Regions from separate parts of the Homo sapiens genome. Here regions 2 and 3 are each linked to region 1. A link is a loop called in an ENCODE intact Hi-C map of the cell type or tissue named here. Cell type or tissue: Caco-2. All regions are shown on one strand. Each heading gives the region's core, and the rest is flanking DNA. Links, peaks and the distances in the headings are about the cores only.

Evidence for each region. A loop is a pair of places that touch in the nucleus more often than their neighbours do. Peaks named below come from ENCODE experiments on the same cell type or tissue, not always from the same donor. Only the 100,000 strongest peaks of a DNase experiment are listed, where the experiment ranks them.
Region 2: it touches region 1 in a loop (10-fold over the local background); 5 of 110 quality-filtered maps call a loop at or near these places.
Region 3: it touches region 1 in a loop (4-fold over the local background); 18 of 110 quality-filtered maps call a loop at or near these places.

What each region holds. Positions count from the first base shown.
Region 1 is chrX:41,919,358-41,927,390 of GRCh38, reverse strand. It overlaps CASK (calcium/calmodulin dependent serine protein kinase), which reads left to right and starts at 3,837. Exons shown (of 27, transcript NM_001367721.1): 1 at 3,837-4,461. The coding sequence starts at 4,403. RefSeq lists silencers at 3,483-4,062, 4,333-4,382. In Caco-2, for the core only: no CTCF peak of the experiment used is centred there; DNase peaks (open chromatin) are centred at 2,850, 3,700 and 4,380; H3K4me3 peaks cover 3,813 bases.
Region 2 is chrX:42,092,369-42,100,401 of GRCh38, reverse strand. It overlaps the pseudogene ATP5MC2P4. Among named protein-coding and RNA genes, the nearest start is that of CASK, 170 kb to the right of the region's middle. In Caco-2, for the core only: no CTCF peak of the experiment used is centred there; a DNase peak (open chromatin) is centred at 3,941.
Region 3 is chrX:41,778,062-41,786,094 of GRCh38, reverse strand. The region is part of intron 3 of CASK (calcium/calmodulin dependent serine protein kinase); the gene reads left to right. Among named protein-coding and RNA genes, the nearest start is that of GPR82, 58 kb to the right of the region's middle. In Caco-2, for the core only: a CTCF peak has its summit at 4,403 (motif pointing left); no DNase peak of the experiment used is centred there.

The DNA.
Region 1 (8,033 bases), core at 1,031-6,030:
TCAACTGGGCCTTCCCCAACCCATAAGTCCTCTCAATATGTGTTCCCCATACTTCCTAAATCCTAACAAACATCACTCTTCAATGTAATTACTTGCCGACAACTTGTTTTCTTTTAGAATGAAGTTCAGAGAGGGCGGGAACCATTTGCAGCTATAGCCCCCATGGCTAACACAGACATTCATTGAATAAATATAAAATAAATAACTTGCAAAATGATATCAGAGTATAAGTCTAATATATGTAGCTTTTTCTGGAGAGAGGAAGGGTGTCTTTCATTTTAGCTTAGAACATCCTGTTTATACCGTGAGGCAATAACTATTCCAGTTGAGAACAGTGTCATTCTTAATTTTATTCATTAATTCAGTAATAATTTATATCCTTAAACAATCATACTATGGAGTGAGGCTGAACTCTAAATTGCCTAAATTAGCCCCGTGCCACACTGACCTCTGTGTGTGGCCCTCATGCTAATATTTCTCTGGAGTGTGTTTTTCCCTTGTATGTCTGTGTCATGCTGAAATGATGTGGGAGCCCGACAACCTGAGAATGTCTAGTGCAGTTGTGAGGAAAGTCCAAGACCTCGAAGTCACTGAAAATTTGCACTGACATCTGAGAATCAAATTTGTTTAGCACCAACTCCATCCTTGTGGGGTTTTAGATGTTTCTGAATTTTTTAAGGCCTATCAATTATATACTAGAGGTATAGCTACATTATGATGAAGACGTAGAACTGTTTTATTGGTAATTTTCCTAGCATTAGAAATCGGCCGGGTACAGTGGCTCAAGCCTGTAATCCCAGCAGTTTGGGAGGCCGAGAAGGGCGGATCACTTGAGGTCAGGAGTTCAAGACCAGCCTGGCCAACATGGTGAAACCCCGCCTATACTAAAAATACAAAAATTAGCTGGGCATGGTGTCAGGTGCCTGTAATCCCAGCTACTTGGGAGGCTGAGGTGGAAGAATCGCTTGAACCCAGGAGGTGGAGGTTACAGTGAGCCAAGATCGTGCCACTGCACTCCAGCCTGCTACCAAAGCCCATTTTCCCCCTACTTCTCCCTTGTCTACCTCCCAAGAGGAGGCAGGAGAAGACAAATATCCGTGTCCCCAGCTTCCCTTGCAGGTAAGTGTTGCTGCCTGTGACTCTGTCCTGGCCCGTGAGATGAGAAAAAGATATTTTCTTTCCCTAATAGATGAGAGACGGAGCAGAAAGGCCTCTCCTGTCCTTACTGCCCTCCTGCTTCCTCCCTTTAATGTCTGAAATTGCAGCAGCCATCTCATAATGATGAGGCAACAAGCCTGAGGATGAGATGCTAACATTACAAGAATGGCAGAGTGGAACGAATAAACCTAGGTCACTGATGACGCACTTGAATAGCTGATCAATGTTAATAACCACACATCTCCTTGCTACATGGAAAAGAGCACCCCGCCCCCTTGCATTTGTTTAAACCACTGTTAGTTGAATATTCAGTTGCTAACATCTGAACACAATCTAATAGATGCACTTACTTTAACATTTTCTTTGTGGAAACGAAAACAGAACCAAATTATTGACACCTGACTCACTAATACATGGGCTTATTTGTTGGAACAGTATTGGATTTTTGGAAGACACCCAGAGAAAAATTAATTTAAAAGGTTTGCTTATTTTAGTCCCCGAAGCAGAGAGGATCTACTTCTAACCATCATACATGGTACAACTTCTGAGGGATGTGTATTGCAGAGAATTTCTATATGACTAAATATTACACTGGGAACTGGGAGATCTAAGTACAGATCAGGAGAAAAAGTCCTCAGCTTTGTGCTGATTGGCAGACCTCAAACCACTCAAAGCTTGTGACCAGGGAGTGCCAAGAGCTGATTAAATTAGGCTTATCGCTGTGGCAAGGGGGCTGCATGTGTTAGTTTAATTAATCAGAGCCCACCTCTCCAGTAAAGATGGTTACAATCTCACCTCAAGTCCAGAGCTGCTACCCCATGGTGGGGGAGAGGGGTGGGATGGCTTTTGGGAGAGCAACCACCACATTCTTCCATCTGTAAGTGAGGGAGTCTCTTTCCAGATCCAAACCAACTGTGATCCTATGAGCAGAGCACTTACTTATTTTTGCAATCGTCTGTCTCTCTTTTTTTCACCTGCACTTTCTTTTCTGTTTTACTTTATGATTGTCCTTTTCTACCTCTGAGCATAGGTCCCTGTAGAAGACAACAAACCCCAAAATGAAGTCGACAAGGCTTGGTATAGCTCAGTCTTGGGCTGGGGAAAAGAAGTGAAGCTGACAAGGTGACTTGAGAGGGTCCCTGTGCACTTCAGGGCAGAATGGAGTGACGCCTTATTCATTAGACATGAGCTGGACATGCCAACTTGTGGTGAGTAACTCTTGGACCCTTAAAGGAGGCAATGTTTCTCAAGTTCTGAAGCCCCCGTCTCTAGAGAATGCACAAGCTCTTTGAGAAAGGAGGAAAACCGTGTGCAATTACACTTGTCCTCTGATCTGCATTTAAAAAAAAAAAAAAGGTTTAGTACCCAAATCCTTAGCAGGCAAATCTCTCAGCCTTTTGAGGGAGTGGTCAAGGGTTTGCACGAAACGTTTCTGAAGAGAAAATAGGCTGTGAGTCTCCACATCACCCCCTCCACTTTGGTATTAATAAATACTTTTTTTAAAAAAAATACTGCACTGAGAAATTTACCAGACGATTTCTGGAAACTGACTTATGAACTAATTGGGCACTTTTGCTGTGCGGAGGAACAAAGACACTATTGGTCTTCAACTGAGGCATATACCTGTCTGATGGCGCTGGCTCATTCCGCACATGCTCAGTTGAACAGAAATCTTCATATTGAATGCAACCTAGCACAGCGGCAACACCCAGAACCTCACTCCCTGGCTGCTCCTGTGCCTGCACTCCCTCTAGTTGCATTCTGTTCCTGACAAGTCTAACATTTATAGGGAGTATAGAGAGCAGAGTAGGTCCTGGGAGTTTGAGGACAATATACAAATGAGCTTAAAGTCACGGTTTGTCCCTGCCTTCCTAGCTTCTCTCTAGGTTGGTCTCTAGTGAGGGTAGGCGCTGGATAGATATTTGTTGAGTTTGGGGCAGAACGTGGGAGAAGCTGTCTCTATAGATGACCGTTTGCTGTCGCACACCTTCCTAGGCAGTTTTTGTTTAGTCCTTTTCTTGGACGACCTCCCCTTACCCCCAGCCCTCATCTTCATTAAGGAATGACAGGGTAGCACTAAAAGCATCCGCTGCCAAGCACGGATTCAGTGACAACCTCTCTCCACCTCTCTTTTAGCTTTCTCATTCATTAGCACCCTTTCCCTGCCTCTTTTCCCAGCAAAAAACTGGGAAAGGCTCCCTGCGATTACAAAAGAAGGAAAGGGGAGCGGCCAGAGTTTCGTGCCTCTTGCCGGACAACGAGCGTGCAGCCGTGGACCTTTTGTCTCCAGCCCCTTTCGCGGCTTGGTCGCGGCTAGGCGCGGAGGCGACGACCCCAACCAGCCCCGCCTCGGCAGCTGCAGCCGGCGCGCCCCACTCAACCCCCCGCGCCCTCTAGAATCCCGGTGCCCGCCCGTTCGCCGTGACGCGGCCGGCGCCCCGCGCATGCGCCGCTCGGCCCGCTCCCCTTTCCCTGGGCCACCGCCTCCCGACCGGTTGGAGTGGGCGGAGCCTGTGGTTCTGGAAGCCGCGCCGCCGACGGGGGAGGAGGGCGTGTCTGCGCGAGGCGGGTGAGCGGGGCTGGCGAGCCGGTCGGCTGCTGAGGCGTAGGGGCGGAGCAGAAGGCGGCGGCCGCGGCTCCCGCCCGCACAGAGCGCCGGTCCCGCGAAGCCCCCTCCCACTCCCGGGCGGGCGGTGGCGGCTGCGGGAGGAGGAGAAAGAGGAGGGAGCGTCTCTGCCGCCGCCTCCTGGTCCCCAGCGCCGATCCGCCGCCGCCGCCACCTCCCTCCGCGGCGATCCTCGCTCCATGGTCCTGCCGCGGCCCCCTCTGTAGCCCGAGCTGCTCCGCGACGCGACGGAGCCGGCCTCGGACAGAGGGAGCGGTCGCGGCCTCGCGGCCCGCGCGGGCTGACGAGCGGAGAGCGCGACGCCGCGCGGTCCCCGAGGATCCGCACGCCGGGCAGCGCGGCCCGAGCAGCGCGAGAAGCAGCGGGCGGGCGGGCGGCGCCGGGCCCGGGCCGCCCTCGCTCCCGCGCCCCGGCCCCGCCGCCCGCGCCGGGGCGGTCGCCTGCAGAGGAAGGCGCCGCAGTCTCTGGGCCTCGCGGCCCCACTCGAGCGTCCTCGGCACCGAGGGCTCGCGGGTCCTGAGGGGAGGAGGCGATCCCGGGGCTGGGCACTGAGCTCTTGGGCGCCCCCACCCCCGTTTTCGAAGCCCTCCACGCTGCGGCCGCTATCCCCTCCGGACCATGGCCGACGACGACGTGCTGTTCGAGGATGTGTACGAGCTGTGCGAGGTGATCGGAAAGTGAGTCTCCACGCGAGGGAGCGGGAGTGTGGAAAAATGCATTTCAGTGATGCCCCGGTCTTCCCGCACCCGCTCGGGGCCTGCCCCCTGCCCTCCCTCCTTCCCCTCTTCCCCTCTCGTCCTTCTCATCCTGGAGTATTTATAGACGTGTACCTGGAGCTCCTGCCAGGCGGGGGCCTGGGGGTTCTCAGCGGTCCATTGAGGCCACCGAGCCGAGGTTGGCCACCCCGTAAGGCGTGGGGCCGGCTGCCTGCATTTTATCTGACGGTTGCACAGGGACGTGGCACAGCCGATTTTATAGTTGCTTCAGTTGGGGTTATTGTTACCTTGCATGTACCATAGACCATTTTTGAAACAGAGCAGCTTGCATTTCCTTTGCTTGTGTGGTGAGAGAGTCCAGGGTTTTAATTGTGGGGTGTGTGTCTATTGTGCGGGATATTAGACAGATGCCTTTGTGTACACCCCATGCTCGGATTGGAGGGGGTCATTTAAGACGGGGTGCTTTCAGTTTCAGCAAATTCCCTCCTGGTGTACACGAACGTGGAAAGAGTTGGGGGCATTCGAATTTTTAATGCCTTGTTATGCAATGACTGTTCAATCAGTGCTCGAGACTCCCCTCGACTGTTGTTGGGATGGTGGTTAGCGTGGTAGAGCCGTCTGCTTTGAGTCACCGGGCTGGTCTAGAATATAGAACTGACAGTCCAAATGCTCATCCTTTCATCTGTGTTGTATAATTACGCTGGGGAAAAGCAGGGAATCAGATTAATCACAGTGCTGATTGAGAATTAAATCTGCAGTTCCTCATCTAATTGTCCATTCCTTAAATCTATTTTGAATAGTTTCCTTTTCATTCTTGTCAAACAGTACTCCAAGTGCACAATCCTGCTAATTTGCTTGTGAAGGAAATGCTGGCAATCTGAAGTTGATTTCCTAACACAGCGTGTATTCTGCGGCTTTAGAAGTTGAGGAGATAAGATTTAAGAGCAAATTTTTGCTTAATAAGGATCGCTAGAGCTAACATTGAAATATCTTACCTCTTTTTTTTTTTTTTTTTTTTTTTGGAAGCGGTGCTTTATTGTCTATTTTAAGGTCCACAGTTGGGAAATGAAACCAAGACCTTAAAGCAGTTGGCCCTATCTCTTTTAAGTTGTCTGCAGTACTCAATTTCAATTTGAGTGCTAATTTGTTTCCTTTTCTTTCCATATTGAGGTATTACAGTGTTGCCTCACATGGTGAAATTGTGGGTAGAGCTTGCTACACACTTTACTCAGACCCAATTGATGTGAGGACATGTTACTCCTTGCCCTATTGTTACATGACCAGCCAGACTTAAAAGGAAAGTATCCAAATGTGTCCTGTTAAAGTGCTTGTGGAAGTGTTCTAGAACAGCACTGTCCAAAAGATATATTATGAGCCACATTTGTAATTTAAAATTTTCTAGTAGCCACATTTAATAAAAACATACAGGTGCAATTAATTTTAATAAAATATTTTATTTAACCCTGTAGATCCAAACTTAACATTTCAACATGTAATCAATATGAAAAAATATTAATGAAATATTTTACATCTTTTATGCTAAGTCTTTGAAATCCCAATGTGTATTTTACACTAATAGCACATCTCAATTCTGACACTAAGCTACATTTCTGATGAAAATCAGAAATACTTAATCTGTATTTAGGTTTCATAAAATTTGCGTTTGCAAAAGTATATTCACATACCCAAGTTGTTCCCAATATACATAAAAGTTTTCCAATAACCGAATCAAGTACCTTTTTCTAAATTTAAATTTTAATTAATTAAAATTAAATACAATTCAAAATTCAGTTTCCCAGTCGGACCAGCCACGTTTCAGGTGCCCAGTAGCCACATGTGAATAGCACAGTTCTAGAGAGAAAAATGCATCAAAAATCTCCTTGGTTTCCTCATTCTTAGGAGCACCCAGTGAAGATAAATTAGGTGTTTCCCAAAAGCCTCCAAATGACTGTATGTGTGGGTGAATGATGTTTGTTGCATCTTAGTTATAGCTGATGTAAATGAACTAACAAAGTCATAATTGGAAAATGTGAGATTAAAATGTTAATTATATTGTGAAGATGTAAAATAGCCATCTCTGAATCAGTTTTGGTAACTAGTTCTGATTCCTTAAAGTCTGGAAGGGTGATGATGTGATCTCTTTGGATATCAAAAAGAAATGGTCAGAATCACATTAACACAGTCCATATTCTGCTGATTTGTAATTGATAGAATATTTTTCAGGAAACACCCCTGGGAGAAAAAAATTCATCTTTTCTGACTGTTTCAGAGCTGCATAAAGAGGGGCAGCAAGCTAATTTTGAGGTGATAGGTACTCTATGGCTACCTTAACTACTATGAACTGTGAAATCTCATTCATATCCTACAAAATCTGACTTGGTCAGTGCCAATTATAAAATGCCATTATGTGAAATAATGAATTCAAGCTAGCCTTATTGTTAAAGAATGTAATAATAGTGTTCCTCAATCTGAGTAAAGGTTGAAGGTTTCTCTAGTAAATTGTCTTAGTATATATTGATCTGGAAATTGAAATTAGCTTGAGATTTTCTTGCAGGGACCTTGACAGCATACATTTTTAACTTATAATTTGTTCACCTCTGAATTTGAACAGAAAGCCCTTGAAGATATTCACATGTACTGAAAACCTTTTTATTGATTTCTATCCAAGTTCTATGGAATTTTGATTTTCTTTTTTACCAAATTAGTATCACAAGTTGTTTTTCACCACTAGATCTTAATAGGTTTTAATTTTTACTAAGGTACTTTAAAATAGATTTCACTTTTCAAGACTAATTGACTACCCACTCACTCCTCTACCTACGCAACCACCTACTCACTCACCCACTGTGTACTTGGCCTTACTTGATGGCATAAATGAAAGTTCTCGTTTAATTTAGACCCTTCAGTGTGTTTTTTTCCCCCTTGGTTGAGAAAGATAACTTACAGAGTTAATGAGGTTTTGAAATATAAGATCATTATTTGGAATATGTTTTCTTTCCAGTGGTTGCAGCCTTTACCCTTGTTAAAGCTGTCTTTGAGGGAACATGTGCCCAATTTGTTACAAATATTGGAAGGATGCCGTTTCCCTTTTTAAAAATTAAAACTCTTTTCCCTGTGTTTCTCATTTTTGAAAATCTTGCAGAAACTCCTTTGAGTGACTGTTGGTTCTATAACATTTTCTATGTAACTATCTTTTAAATGACTGAAACAAATCTCCAATAATAAGACCTTATCATAGTCCCAAAACTTCTTGTCTTAGCAAATGTAGCGATTACTGGAAAGGAAGGGCGTTATGCAAATGAGGTTAATGACTAATTTTTATGTCATGATCATTTACTGTATCTTTTACAATTATAAGTAAGTGTACAACCGGTAATACTACATGAAGGAAATTTAAGACAATTCATCGAAATTAAAACATAGAAAAATGCCTACTTTCTTGGTACAGCAGTGTGTATGAAAGGGAATAACAAAATACATACCATTTTTACCTTGTGTTAGGTGAATACTTGCCCTGTTTAGTAGCCTGTAGC
Region 2 (8,033 bases), core at 1,855-6,854, 170 kb before region 1:
CTCCATGTTAACCAACCACTTCCACAGAAAATGATAACATAGAAGGAAAGGAAAAGGTTGCCCTGTCTTTGCAAACCTTTTCCTTTCCTTTCAACTCTTCCTTACTCATCAGTAAGCTGAAGGTAGAGAGTGTTGGTAGAATGTGTGTACATCAAGAAGTAGAATAAAAATGGTTCTTTTCTGCAGCATTCCCACTGTTCTGATAAGAATGAAACACATACACACATACAAACTACAAAAGACAAATCGCGTATTTGATTATTCCACATATGACTTAAATACTCTTATATTTGCATTTAAAACTGTCATTGCACAGTACAAAAATGAATGGTAAAATTCATTCTAATAATTTAAGATTTTAATTTTTCTTCACTTAGAACTACATTAAATCACAGATAGAAAACACCATGAAAGTCCAAAGAGAGAGACCATGGACGAAAGGGAAAAGCTTTATATTTTAAAGCTTTTTTCACTGCTTTTTTAAACAGCATTTTTTCACTGCTTTTTGAACAAAGGACCTTGCCTTTTCATTTTGCACTGGGCCCCACAAATCATATAGCTGACACTGGATGGACCTTTTGGTGAGAGCTAGAAATGCCAGATTTATCGAGCTTATATGTACATAAAATAACCTGTGTATTCCTTATGCTTTCGCTGCCAAAGAAAAATTGATACTCAGATATACTGCTTGTGTCTGCCATTTCTAACCACGTCTGCCTCTCCTCAAGTTACATCCACCTTCTCCCTAAACTTAACATTGGTCTAACCATAACGTTACCCTTCTTGTCATTGTACCCCAATCCACCAGTGCAAAAATTGGGTCAGAATAGAGGGGTGTACTGAACCAAGACGTTCCTGAACCAGGTTCTGGGTATTTACCCACTCTGTCTTTATACTCTTAGGTTTGAAATCCAGCTAAATAGGAATAGGAAAGAAAGTGTTGCCTCTCCTACTCTTCCCCGGAGAAGAAGGAGAAAGGAGGAGGAGGAGGCTGGACACTGAGCACCTCCTTACTCTAACAAGCTCTAGACCTGTACATTTCGTGTATATGTCTTTTAACCTAGAAGAGGAACAGTTTCCAGCAGCCCTTTGCTGGCATCCTATGGTGCCAGTGTAAATATTGGAAAGAGGAAATTGCCTTTAGCTTCTTCTTTTAAAAAAATTCTGGTACTGTCTTCTCTGCAGTGGGAGCAGCTCTCCTGCTACAGCCCCTCAGCCCCGGAAAACGTTCGCCTGCTCCAAGCTCGTCTCCTCTCCCTCATTGGTCAAGAGCACCTCACAGCTGCTGAGCCGTCAGCTATCTGCAGTGGTGCTGAAATGACCGGAGATACTGACAGATGAGAGCCTCAGCAGCTTGGCAGTCTCACGTCCCCTTACCTCACTTGTCTCTAGCCGCAGCTTCCAAACCAGCACCATTTCAAGGGACATCGACACAACAGCCAAGTTCACTGGAGCTGGGGCTGCCGCAGTTGGGGTGGCTGGCTCTGCGGCTCAGATTGGGACTGTGTTTGGGAGCCTCATCATTGGTTATGCCAGGAACCCTTCTCTGAAGCAACAGCTCTTCTCCTACGCCACTCTGGGCTTTGCCCTCTGAGACGCCATGGGGTGCTTTTGCCTGATGGTGGCCTTTCTCATCCTCTCTGCCATGTGAAGGAGCCATCTCCACCTCCCATAGTTCTTTCTCCCACGTGTGGTCAGCCCTGTGTGTTCCTTTTCCTATACCTCCTCAGGCAGCCTGGGGAACGTGGTTGGCTCAGGTTTTGACAGAGAAAAGACAAACAAATACTGTATTAATAAGAAAAAAAATTCTGGTAAAATATACATAACAAAATTTATCATTTTTACCATTTTAATTGTACAGTTCTGTAGCATTAAATACATTCACATGGTTGCACAACCATCACCACTATCCATCTTTCAGCTTCTTAATTGCAGCTGGAACCTACCAGTGGCTGTTCCTCTGAAATGCCCAGCTTAGACTGCACTTTCAAATTAAGGAAGGAAAAAGAAAAATAACAAAGCCTGAAAAAATAGTTTGTAAAAGTGACTGAATCCATGTCAGAAAGACAGCCAACAAGAAGAAAATGTCACCAACACGAATTTGAGAAAGTGAGAAATAAAAGGGACTTCTGAGAGTATAGAGTCCAACCATCCTCTTTTACATATTGTCAAGTCCTCAAAAAACCTGCCAGGAGAACCTGTTACAGTACCATGCAAAGCAGTTGAGGGGTATCCTGATCAGACTCACTGCGGTAAGGAAGAACACCATCTTGACAGTCTTAGTAGTGTCTCAGAAGGGGTAAGTTGGAAGTATCTTTATAGAGTTTTAGGGCCTGAGCTGGGTGATTTTAAGGTGAGTTTTACAAGGTGCAAAACTAGGACTGGGCCGAGTTTACGACATACTAGCTTTGGATTGGTGGGCACAGGAAAGACTTGAACGAGTCTTTATGAGTAAGCTGTTAGTCTTCATAGGTGAGTTATTTTAGTTAGTTAACAGTCTTATCTTCTAGGAACTATTATTTCCTAGAGCAAGTAGCTTAAGTTATTTTTGTTTGTTCTCAGTATTTTTTAACATGGGAACAGGAACATATGCCTGGTCTCAGTATTGTTAAACACAGGAACGGAATTTATGTTGATTTCAGCTTTCAACATAAGGAAACCAAGGCAGAGAGGAGTTAAATAACTAGCTCAGAAGTGAGCAGCTGGTAACAGAGCTAAAGTTTAACCTAGAGCCCCTGACTACAAGTCCAGGGCTTGCTCACCACCCGCTACCCCATTACACACACACACACACACCAAACTGCCGGAATTACTTTCTCTTAAAATGAAAAACTTACAATATAATCACATCGCAGAAAATTTGGAATAAAGGATAGCTCAAATCCCATCACCATATCAACTGTATTTCCTTCCAGTTTTTCTTCATAAATAGTGATTTTGTTTTTGTTTTGATTCTGTAGTGTTCATTTACTTTCTCTCTACAATTTTTGTTTCTCCAAAGCTTTCTTGAGCAAAATGTGTGCTTTTTCCTGGCTCCCCTTTGTGCTTCTCCACCATCAAGGAAGAGTCTCTGCTTTTGTTGAAAAAGTTCCAGGCATTTCCAAACAGGCTGGGGACCACTAAGATTCTGCTAGAACTATCTAGTCTGAAAGAGCAGTTTTAACAGGCATAGGCCCCACAAAATTGTTCTTCCCACTGGCTCAGCTTGAGGGGCTCAAGACTCTTCAGGCAACTGACCACTGATACTGAGGCAATGTCATTTGGTTCTCAGTCATACCCACACTTCATAATATAGTTGTCCATCCCTCCATATCCACAGGGGATTGGTTCCAGCACTCCAAGAGAATACCAAAATCTGTGGATGCTCAAGTCTTCTACATAAAATGGTGCAATATTTGCATATAACTTACACACATCCTCCCATATAGTTTGAATTATCTCTAGATTACTTATAACACTTAATACATTATAAATGCTATGTAAATAATTGTTATACTATATTTTATTTGGATTTTTTTTACTGTTGTATTGTTATTGTCAACTGAAGAACCACAAGGTTTATAAATTTGGAAAGGAGAGCTGTATTTCTCATAAAGGGTTGCAGCCTGCAGGCTGGCCATGCCACAGGCTGGGATGCGTAGCTTCCAGTAAAAGCTGAGAGCAAACACTTTGAGGGAGGGAAGGATAAGAAAGGAATTTGTGCTGGATGGGTTGTGTAAGTATACATATTTAATAAGCTGTAGGAGGATTTATGAATATTTATGAAAGAAGCATGCATATATCCAATCGAATTTCATGCCTCTTCATGGGTCACATGTACAAAAAATGGTGTGTTAGCATGATCAGAGGGTGGAGTTCTCAGCCTTCTGATGTCAAAAGGTGAAGCAGAGGACGTGAAAACCCTCACTGTACGTCATTTGTAGACCGGCCGGAACCACTCCATGATCGGTGGCCTCTTATCAGGAAGGAATGCTGGTCAGTTGCTGTGTTGAAACCACAAACGGGAAGGAAAATCTGGTCACTGCCCCAGATACTTGGCTAAGGATGATAAAGGAATGAGTCGTCCATTTCTGATTTTCCACCACTGATTTCTGCTTACTCTTTAGGAAAGAATTTGGGTTAAAAATTAATAAGAAAAAGGCCTATTGAGGCATGTCTTACCTCCTATCCTTTCATGGCCAGGAACTCCACTTTTCAGGTTTCTCTGGGATTCCCCTTAGCCAAGAGGAGGTCTGTTCAGTCAGTTGGGGGTCTTAGGATTTTATTTTTATTTCTCATTATTTTTTTCAAATACTTTTGATCTGCAGTAGGTTGAATCTGCTGATATGGAACCATCAGGTACAGAGGACCTACTGTACTCTTTTTCATTTCTGTGTGCTTTTGCCTTATCTTTCTCCACTCCCTTCTCCCTGCTCTTTGCAGAGGCCTTCCAAACCCTTCCACACATTTTATCTCACTTCTTTGGTGATTCTCAGTCCAGTAATCAGCAAGCCCTTTGCTAAAATTATGATCACATTCCACAATGGGAGCATGTAAATGATAATTTATTCACAATATTCTCATTTTCAGTAAAGGGGTTCCTGAAAGGTTATAAGACAAATCACTATTAACCTAATCATATTGTGAAAGGAAAATAAATCTTGGGGCCCCAAAATCACTATGCTAAAGGGAAAAGTTAAGCTGGGAACTGGGAAAAACCTGTCTCCCATTTTATTATAAATGCATATCTAATTGCCTCCTTTGGAGAGGCTAATCAGAAGCTCAAAAGAATGCAACCATTTGTCTCTTGTCTACCTATGGCCAGGAAGCTCCCTCCCCACTTCGAGTTGTCCCCCGTTTTCTTCGAGTTGTCCCGCCCTTCCAGACCGAACCAATGTTCATCTTACATATGTTGATTGATGTCTCATGTCTCTCTAAAATGTATAAAAAAAAATTGTGCTCTGACCACCTTGGACATGTCGTCAGGACCTGCTGAGGCTGTGTCACAGGTGCACGTCCTCAACCTTGACAAAATAAACTTTCTAAATTAACTGAGACCTATCTCAGATATTCGGGTTTCACATTTTGGTAACGATGGAGGGATTCCGGGTGGAGGTACCCCTGACCTTTGACAAATCTGCTATCAGTGCTTGGTACCAGCATGAGCTAACTTTATGGCTCAAACCAATAGGACAATTTGCTGAGGTCTGGGAGCACTTACTCCAGAAAATCCCTGATCTCCCAAAATTTGATTGAAATCAAAAGTTTATTTTGCTGTATAACCCCTTTTTTTTGGATTTTTACTTGCTTCCAACAAGAAAGGCAAGCTTTTCAGCTTCCATAATGATGGAAGGCAGGTAACTCCTTTATGGAGTTTGAGCTTGCTCCCGGCAGGGAGGACGAGTTTGAGGTTTTTTTCCTGCTTCTAGGATGGTAGAAAGCAGCCTTTAGCCTGAGACCCATCCCTAGGTAAGTAGCAGAATTGGGGTTTTGTCTTGGCTAAAGTTTAACAACCAGCTGGTCTTAATTTCCCCTTACCATTACAGCGCTCAGTGATCATATTGTTGGGGGTATTTTTATTGTTTGTTCCGGTCTTTCTCCCATCAGATTTGACTAACTCTACCTGACTTGGTCAAATCCGAGTGAGAATTCCAAATTATGAGTAACAAATCCTCTCTAATTTGGCTAAAACTCCTTGCAGCTGCAAAAGAGGGAAAAAAATGCACTTGGTTTCTGTATTTGCTTCCTGTCTTAAAAAACAACAAATGTTCTTTCGTTTACTTTTCTTCCACCCTATACCGCCTTCCCCGTTTGCCATCTGCAGTACCAAAAAATTTAGAGAAGGCTTCTAATGATTCGAACCCCTTTAAATGAATCAGAACAAATGCCCCACTCACCCCTTTGGGGGAGTTCTGCTTTCTTTGGAGTTTCAAGAGTCATGGGCAGATTCTTCTTAGGTCTAAAGTTCTGTTTTCCTGTATTGCATAACCCGACCTCTTTAGGGATACCAGAGATTACCTTGTACTGTGAGAGGATTTGAGTTTGGTGTGTGTAATAGCATACGAGAGCTACAAATTTAGGGGTGGCTGAGCACAGTTTACAGGAAGTGGTCTTGGCTGTTGTTTTTTTTCTTTTCTCCTAGGAAGTTGTTTAAGGATCTTAATTCTAGTTCGAAGATACATTCTAAAGGGTCTTCCCTATTGCTTTTTCTCCCCAAATTAATTTCATTTTGGCTTGTCTGTGTGCATTTGCATGAGGAACAGAACAGTTGTTTTCATCGGTAAATGAGAGACAGTTTTCTCAGCTCGGAAGAGAAAGGGCATTTTTCTCCTCCCAGCCAAAAGGTGCCCCTGGGTGACCAGGGACCTCATGGGAGTGTCTGGGGGGTTGACCCCCCTGTGACATGCAGCAGCCCTACAGGGAAATTCCCAACAAAAATTACTGTTTTAAAAAATAGCTCATCCAGGAAACGCATATAAGGGCTAATCAGCTGGCATTCTGAGCCCTCTCAGAGGTCACAGACCTCGGGAGAGAGAAACTGAAACACGTAAAAGGGTGGAAACGACTCAGTGGTGATACACTGTGTTGTCCTGCCCACAAGCAGCAGACACAGATCCACCACACAAAAACCCTAGGTCATATCTCAGCTTCTCCTTTTAAGACAAAGTAGATAACAAATAATCTAAGAATGAGGAGAAAACAAGGAGAATGACCCCCCCTTTTGAGCACTCCATAGGTTTTATAGATGTAAAATGGAAAGAATATGGTCTATGTGCACATTTGCATTAAGGAAAAAGAATCTTAAGGTTGACCTTAAAACTACAGAGTTCTCAAGTTCTCTTTCTTTCTACTTTCTTTTCTGCATGCTTTAAATCTGCTGGTTTTTTTTAATTAAGATAAAAACCACTGTTTGGATCCAACAGGTTTTTTTGCAAAGTGGTGAATTTGTATTTATCTCATGGCTAAAGTTCTGAAGTAGAAGCTATAGGATCTTTGTATGTGTGTGTATATGTGTGTATATATATTTAAAAGGCCTTTATAATTTCTATCATTTTTATAATTTTAGTTGGCAATTAAATCAGTTTTAATTTCCCTCTAGCACATCATACTTTTTCTCTCCGTACCTTATGATGTAAATTTTGCTATTTGATTTTCACCTGAGTTGTTTCCTTTAATTTGCAAATTTAAGGCTATTTAGCTGACAACTGCCTAGGCTTGTGAAACAGGTTATCATCAATTTGAAAGTCTAAGATAGGAGAAAAAAGGGTCTTTATGACCCTATAAGATGTACTTCTATTGACATGCCTAATACATCTATGTATTTATGTGTTGTATACACAGTGTTTCACTACTGAAAATATATAAAAGAGCTCTAATTAATTGGCTTAAGAATATAAAAGTGCTTGAATCAAATACTTTATCAGGAAAAAAAGAAAAGACTAGTCAAATGCTTTTTCATGTTTACGTAACAAGTAAAATCTTTAATAAATAAGCTAGCTTTAAAATTATTGCTAAAGTAATATTAGAAATGTCTTAAGAATTGCCAGTATACATTTTTGTTTGCATTTATTAATCAAGCAATTTCACACTTATTCCTGACAAATACTATAAGGTTTCAAAATTTGGCATAGGGTTATAAAACTATAAACCCAACCAAGACAGAATGATCTTTGCTTATGTAATTTTTAATAAATAAGACATTAATATAGGTTTCATGAAAATAGCTATATCTTGAATTTAGTAAGATAACCATAACTTCTAATCTTGTGATTTTAAGTGGTCTAGTCCATAGGCAGTAAGGTTTGTTTTGGCAAAGGACTATTGCTGTCTTTGTTTCAAAGCTAAACTATAAACTGAGTTCCTCCCAAAGTTAGTTTGGCCTATGCCCAGGAATGAAAAAGGACAGCTTGGAAGTTAGAAGCAAGATGGAGTGAGTTAGATCAGAGCTTTTTCACTGTCTCAGTTATAATTTTGCAACAGTGGTTCTGTAGCTTTAAATGATGACTATCGCAGTTTTCATAAATAATCTAGGCAAACAATTAAAATAAAATAAT
Region 3 (8,033 bases), core at 1,855-6,854, 140 kb after region 1:
CACTCACATGATTGTTGGCAGTCTTACCTTCCTCACAGGCTACTGGACTGAGAGCCACAATTCCTTAAGAGCTGTTGGCCCAAGCCTCCCTTGGTTCCTTGTCCGTTGGGCCTCTCCATAGAGCAGCTTCCAGCATGGCAGCTGGCTTCATCAGAGCAAGCAAGAGGACAAGTGAGAGTATGAGCAAGACAGAAGTCACAGTCTCGTAACCTAATCTCCAAAATTACACACCATCACTTCTGCAGTTAGAAATGAGTCACTAGATCCAGCCTATACACAAGGGGGATGGGATTATACCAGGGCCTGAATATCAGGAGGTGAGGATCACTGGGAGGCATTTCACAAGTTGCCCCCTACAAAGGGCTAGCTAACATATTGGCTGTCTACATCAAAATTCAAAAATATTTTTACAAGTTTGTAGCAAAGGAGCTGAAACAAAGAAGGTGAAATTTAAGACCAGTTAATGTTAACTCCTTCATTCAAATATGAGTAAGTGCAAGATCAGTGTGAATTTAGTTGTGATTATGTGAAAAAAGATGTAAACATTTTAGTTGTTGTTTGCAACAGCTTAAAAAGCGCTGAATGGAAGGTTATGCTACATTAATTAGGAGTATATAGTATTCAGAACAAAGTCATACTCCTCCCGTTCACCCTGGACCATTCATAGTAAGCAGGACACTGGAATGTCTGCAGAATAGGATAACCAGAATGGAAAGGAGCCTGAAAATTGTGTCATAGAGACACAGCCTTCAAAATCTTTTCTGGCAAACCTGCTAAAAGAATTTTGAGGCCAGGCGTGGTGGCTCATGCCAATAATCCCAGCACCTTGGGAGGCCAAGGCAGGCGGATTGCTTGAGCTCAGGAGTTCAAGACCAGCGTGGGCAACATGGCGAAACCCTGTCTCTACAAAAAATACAAAAACTAGGTGGGCATGGTGGCACACGCCTGTAGTCCCAGTTACTTGGGAGGCTGAGGTTGGAGAATCACCTGAGCCTGGGAAGTCAAGGCTTTAGTGAGCCATGATTGCACCACTGTACTCTAGCCTGGGCAACAGAACAAGACCCTGCCTCAAAAAAAAAAAAAAAAAAAAAAGAATTTTGAAAAACGTATGTACCCCTTCACATATTTTTTAGGTTGATATATAAAAACTTTTATTGTGAGAATATAATTCTCAGTATCTTGAATATTCTTTTAAATATGTTTTGTTTGTTTGTTTTTTTGAACAGAGTCTCACTCTGTCACCCAGGCTGGAGTGCAGTGGCGCAATCTCGGCTCACTGCAACCTCCGCCCCCTGGGTTCAAGCAATTCTCCTGCCTCAGCCTCCCGAATAGCTGGGACTACAGGCACGTGCCACCATGCCCGGCTAATTTTTGTATTATTTAGTAGAGATAGGTTTCACCAAGTTGGCCAGGCTGGTCTCGAACTCCTGACCTTGTGATCTGCCCGCCTCGGCCTCCCAAAGTGCTGGGATTACAGGCATGAGCCACCACGCCCAGCCTTAAATATATTTTCTACACAACTGTAGAATTGCCTGTTTATCTCATTCACTGTATGGAAAATGTCTGCTATGTGACCTACATGGCAATGCTAGTCCTTATTGTCAAATCACTCAGCCAAATCAGACTCATTTTCTGTCAGGGAAAAAAAAAATCTGACTTCATTTTTCAAACAAAATTAAAGTGTTAAATGGACATCCCTGTGACACTCATCTTAGTATTGATTTTGAATTCTTAAACAGCTTACCATGAATATATTGCCTGGATAAAGTAAGGTGGAACCTCCCTTTTTTTCTCAAACTCTCTTTGTTTTGCTTTCAAAGGTCTCTCCCTCCCTCAGGGGCTGTGCATTTCCCAGCCATCTCTTTGAAGTTAGGCTTTTTGGGTTGGAGGAGTAGTTTGCCTTTTGGATGGGTAACTGGAGATGTGGAGATGGGTGATTGTAGTTGTGGAGATGTAAAAGAAAAACCGCAGACCACAGACTTGTTTACAAACAGACAAAATTATGGAAAATGAAGATATGGAAATTGATTGCCTTAAAAATATCCTAGTTCATGTGTCTCCTGGAAGGACTTTGGGTATTCCCAGAGATACCCAAATCCTAGGTTGAAGACCACTGGCCTAGAAGAGCTGTTGAAAAGACTGGGAGGCTTTGGTTATCCACGAATGTATTCGTTTCATTATTCTGCTGGAAGAGTCCCCAAAGCAGAAGCCCATAGATAGAACATAATCAATGTCCACAGTTATTTGAAAGATTGTCATATATAAGACTATATGCTTATTCAGTGTGGCATCAGAGGCTGTAACTAGAATCAACAAGTGGCAGACGTCACCTCTAACTAAAGAAGACCTTTTTGATGATTAAACTTACTCCATGAATGAAGCAGCCTGTCTCACAGACTATGTAGTTTCTCACTAGAAGCACTCAAGTTGAAGCTGGATCCTTCCAAGGGGCCTGAAGATAAGGTTTTAATTTTGGACTAGAGATGGCCTCTAACATCCCTTCTAATTTTAAGATATTGTAATTCTTTTGTTTTTTTTTTTTTTTTGAGACAGAGTCTTGCTCTGTTGTCCAGGCTGGCGTGCAGCGGCGCGATCTTGGCTCACTGCAACCTCCGTCTCCCAGGTTCAAGCGATTCTCCTCCCTCAGCCTCCCAGGCACAGGTCACCACGCCTGGCTAATTTTTGTATTTTTAGTAGAGACAGGGTTTCACCATGTTGGCCAGGCTGGTCTCGAACTCCTGACCTCAGGTGATCTGCTTGCCTCGGCCTCCCAAAGTGCTGGGATTACAGGCATGAGCCACTGTGCCCGGCCAAGATATTATAATTCTTTTAAAATTACTTATCTGGTTTAATTTTATTCTTTATTCAAGAAATATATTTCTGTCTGTATGTTTATTTTCTGAGAAAACTAAGAACAAGTTGGGTTTGTTTTTTGTTGTTGTTGTTTTTGTTTTTAACAGTCTCACTCTGTCGCCCAGGCTGGAGTGCAGTGGCGCCATCTTGGCTCACTTCAGCCTCCACCTCCTGGGTTCAAGCGATTCTTTGCCTCAGCTTCCCATGTAGCTGGGACTACAGGCGCATGCCACCACGCCTGGCTAATTTTTGTATTTTTTGAAGAGACGGTGTTTCATCATGTTGGCCAGGCTGGTCTCACACCCCTGGCCTCAAGTGATCAACCCTCCTCAGCCTCCCAAAGTTCTGGAATTACAGGTGTGAGCCACCACGCCCAGCCTCCTAAAAAGCAAGTTTTACATACTATATAAAGTAATGATCACAGAAAGCAAATTTTAAAAATTCACCTAAATTTCACCATGTATGCTAATTGTATCAAAGGGGACTTAGTGACAGTGTAGTAGAGAAAAAAGGATCTTTGGTTTCATAAAACCTGGGTTAACATCCCAGCTCTGTCACTTTTACTAATTATGTGAGGTTGGCCAAGTTTTATAAGTTCCCTGAGCCTCAGTTTGCTTACCTTCAGAATCTTCCTAAGATTATGAGAACTAGATGAGAAACTGTATGTGACTTCCCTTTGTAAGTGGTGAAGTGCTTTTTAACTATAAAGTATTATTTCCAGTGGCTTTAACAGGATAGTTTTAGTCCCTCATTGTTGAAGTAGTCTGTGTGGGATTTTATGTAACTAATTTTGTATGTTGTGATGGAAATAATTCATGGTTGGCTGTATATCGAGATGAGACCTGGTTAAATTGGATATTTTCCAGTGACCTGATCCCAGTGTTAACCCAAATCACTAGAACATGGCCTTATGTTTTCTTTTGTTTTGTTTTCTTTTTTAACAGTGTAATTGTGGAAAATTTCAAATGAAAAGAGAGAATAGTATAATAAACCCCAGCATACTGGTCACCAAGCTTCAATAGTTATCAAAACATTTTGCCATTCCTATTCTGTTCCTCCTGATGTCTTTTTCTCCCCTGGAGATTTCTAAAGCACTATAATTTCACCTATAAATACTCTTGTTTGTATTTCTAACAGATAAGGATTTTTTAAATGATCATATTATTATTATACCTAACAAAATCAACAATAATTCCTTAATATCATGTCATGATCAGTTGATACTCAGTTTTCCCTGATTGAACATGAATTTTAACTGACAGATTTCTGAATTTAGAATTGTTTTATTAGCTCTAGGGACCTGAAAGTAGATTATAAATTCAGTTAAAATAACTTAGTTATTTCTCAAAAGGGCCAGAAGCAAACTAGAAATAGAAAATTGTTCTTTTGTATCATTGTTTTGTAAATTCACCTCAACAATTGGCCTTGCACAGTTTTTTGCATCCTCCTTATCTCCTGGGTTTCAAACAAACCAAAAATATCGATTACTCTAAGATTTAAAGTCATGTGGAGCAAAAAACAAAGCCAATGCACTTGTGTATAGTTCCACCTACTGGCTAGGTGAGAGATTGCTTCTATAGCTGCTACGTAGACTAAGCTACTCCAGAATTGCCCTCATGTTTCTGGCAACAGATGTAATTACCCCTGGTATTTAGGGGCTCATTGCTCAGGTTATGGGTTATCTGGATCCTTTTTACAGTTTTTGTAACATGACACCCATACAGTGTAGACAATGAAAGGCAAAAAAATAAAATAAAATTAGGTCAGTTAGTTTTGTTGTTTGTTGGCTACTTAGAAGCAGCATTTATCATTTTGGTGGAGAAAAGGCTAGACAAAACAGCATATTTGGATCATGAGTGAGTTTCTTAATATGGTGTCCATATCTGTCTTTGCCACAGACTATGTATAACCAACACTCCTTTTTTTCTTCCTAAACTGAAGTCATGAAATTATATGGCCCGAGAATGTTGTTTATCATGTTAGAAAATCCTTAGAACTAGTTGATGGCTGGGCTCAGTGGCTTACGCCTATAATCCCAGCAGTTTGGGAGGCCAAGGCAGGAGGATCACCTAGGGGTTTGAGACCAGCCTGGGCAATAGAGTGAGACCTCATCTCTACGAAAAAATTTTAAAAATTAGCCAAGCATGGTGGCACACACCTGTAGTCCCAGCTACTTGGGAGGCTGAGGTGGGAGAATTACTTGAGCCACAGAGGCAGAAATTGCAGTGAACCAAGATCATGCCACTGTACTCCAGTGTGGGCAACAAAGTGAGACCCTGTCTCAAAAATAATAAGCCGGACTTGGTGGCTTACACCTGTAATCCCAGCAGTTTGGGAGGCTAAGGTAGGTGGATCACTTGAGGTCAGGAGTTTGAGACCAGCCTGGCCAACATGGCAAAACCCCGTCTCTACTAAAAATACAAAAATTAGCCGGGTGTGGTGGCACACACCTGTAATCCCAGCTACTCGGGAGGCTGAGGCAGGAGAATCACTTGAACCCAGAAAGCAGAGGTTGCAGTGAGCCAAGATAGCACCACTGCACTCCAGCCTGGGTTACAGAGCAAGACTCTGTCTCTAAAAATAAAATAATAATAATAATAATAGTTGATATCTACTTAATCACAAATGGTTTATAAGTTTAAAGCATGCTTAAAAACAGAGACTCACAAAACCAGAATTTTAGATATGGAAAAGATTAGATTAGTAAATTTCAAATTTTAGGTTAGAAAATCCGGTATAAAACTTGTTAAACAAGCAGGTACCCAGGTCCCACCTCTAGACATTCACTTTTGCAGATGTGAGTTCTGACCGGGCAGGTCAAGAGATGATTGACCTTTAAAATGGGGGTAATACAACATAAAGGCTATATCATCATTGTCCCAACACACACAGTAGTTTTGTAGACATCTGCATATATTTGCACATCCATTACTTTGGGATTACACTTAAATTTGAACCTGTCTGTAGCAATTTGCTGAAACATATTTTAAATACAGGTTCAGTTTTGAAGACAGGCTGAGTTGGGTTATCCCCACAAGTTAAATATTTATTTCTAAGTGACACATTTGGGCTTGTCTTTAGTAGTATCTGGTACTTGAGTTAAGCTGTAAATCCTAAATTGGCTGGCCAAGGAATTTTAATTACCTTATTACAGAGCGATTACATATACCACGGGGAGACTTTTACAATAATTAAATATTGATTTAAAACACATCCGACATGATGTGTATCTTTTAAAATAATTTTTTTGTATCTTTTAAATTTTTTATCTTTAATATTTTTACCTTTTATATCTTTAATTTTTTTGTATATTTTAAAATAATATTAGCAGTTTGTGTTTTTGTAGCTCACAAAGGCGATAAACTGAAAGCTCTTTTTTTATTATTATTTTTTTTTGGTCTAGTATTTATGCCTGGGGAAGGGAGTGTTTGTGAAATTTATTTATACTGATAGAGTGGAACTGATTACTACTTACCAGCAAACTTGCTGCTTAAGGGAAAATATGTTTGTCTCATACCAAGCAATAAATATCTGTACTGTAGCATTTTAATCTATTTGAAGATTTGCTCATATTTTCATAGCTAGTCTTATATAATCTATTTTGATTTTTTCTTTTTATGTGTGATGATATAAATTGCTATTTGTTCTTTCAGCAAAGTAAACATCTCTTTTGACTCACAGTATCAAAATGTTTAGTTGATTTTAGTTTTGCAAACTGTGTGTCAGGGATCCCCAAGACCACCCCCAGGCTTGATGATTCACTAAGAAAACTCAAAGGACTCAGCATATAGTCATATTCACAGCTATGATTTATTATAGCTAAAGGATATAAAGAGAAATCAGCAAAAGGAAAAGATACATTAGCTGAAGTCCAGGGGAAACCAGGCACAAGCTTTCAAGGGTCTCCCCAGCAATGAGTTGTGACAACACATGTGAAATGGTGCCAACCAGGGAAGCTTATTAGAGACTCTGCCCTGGGTTTTTATTGGGGGCTGGTCACATAGGCATCTTCCACTTGGCACTTAACCAAATTCCAGACTCCCAGAAAGAAAGCAGGTGTTCAGCCTAAATCACATTGTTAGCACAAACAGTTTAGACACAGTGAGTCAGTCTTTTCAGTCAGGAATGTAGAGGACCGTCCTGAAATCCAAGTTCCCAGATAAACCTCTCAAGGGCCAACCTTAGTAGGCCTTTCAAGCCTTTTATGAGATAGTAGTTTAGGCCTGCTATATTAACTCTTCTGCACAAACTAAAATAGAGATAAATAGAAGAAGGGTTTTAAAAGAGTTGATATAAACTCCTGGATCTGCAAACAAAATATAATTGACTGTAAAGATAATGACAGGGTTTGGAGTTTGGGGTTTTTTTTTTTTTCTTTTTAACTGTAAATACAGTATCATTTTTATATCTGTTAAAAAACATTTAGGTGGTCAGATTTTTGTATAAAACAAATCCTGGATTGGGATGTTACAGTATAGAACAGATTTTAAACTTTGAATGCTATATGAGAAAATAAACTATTCAGATGCTACTGTCTTAGAAATACATTTGAAATTGTCACTCCGATAACTTTTCGTCTATGACAACTAATCTTCAAGCCACTAAAATAATTTTGAATAAATTTGTGTACATATAAAATCTGAAGAAAATTCAGTTAATTTTCTGTTATTTAAAAGAAGTATAGTTTGTTCATTTAAAAATAAAAGTTATTGGCCAGGCACGGTGGCTCACACCTGTAATCCCAGCACTTTGGGAGGCCAAGGCGGGCGGATCACTTGAGGTCAGAAGTTTGAGACTAACCTGGCCAACATGGTGAAACCCTATCACTACTAAAAATACAAAAATTAGCCAGGCGTGGTGGCGGGCGCCTGTAATCCTAGCTACTCGGGAGGCTGAGGCAGGAGAATCACTTGAACCTGGGAGGCAGAGGTTGCAGTGAGCCGAGATCACACCACTGCACTCCAGCCTGGGCAACAAGAGCGAGACTCAGTCTTGAAAAAAAAAAAAATTCTTAGTGTACAACCTTTGCCATATACATAACTTGTAAAAATTTAGAAATTACAGAAAATTTTGACAAAAAATAATGTCTTAATTTTGTTATAAAAATTGTAACAGAAATAAATGTCATTCACAAACATTTTGGACCATTTCCTTCTATTGGAAGCATTTTGCTATACCAT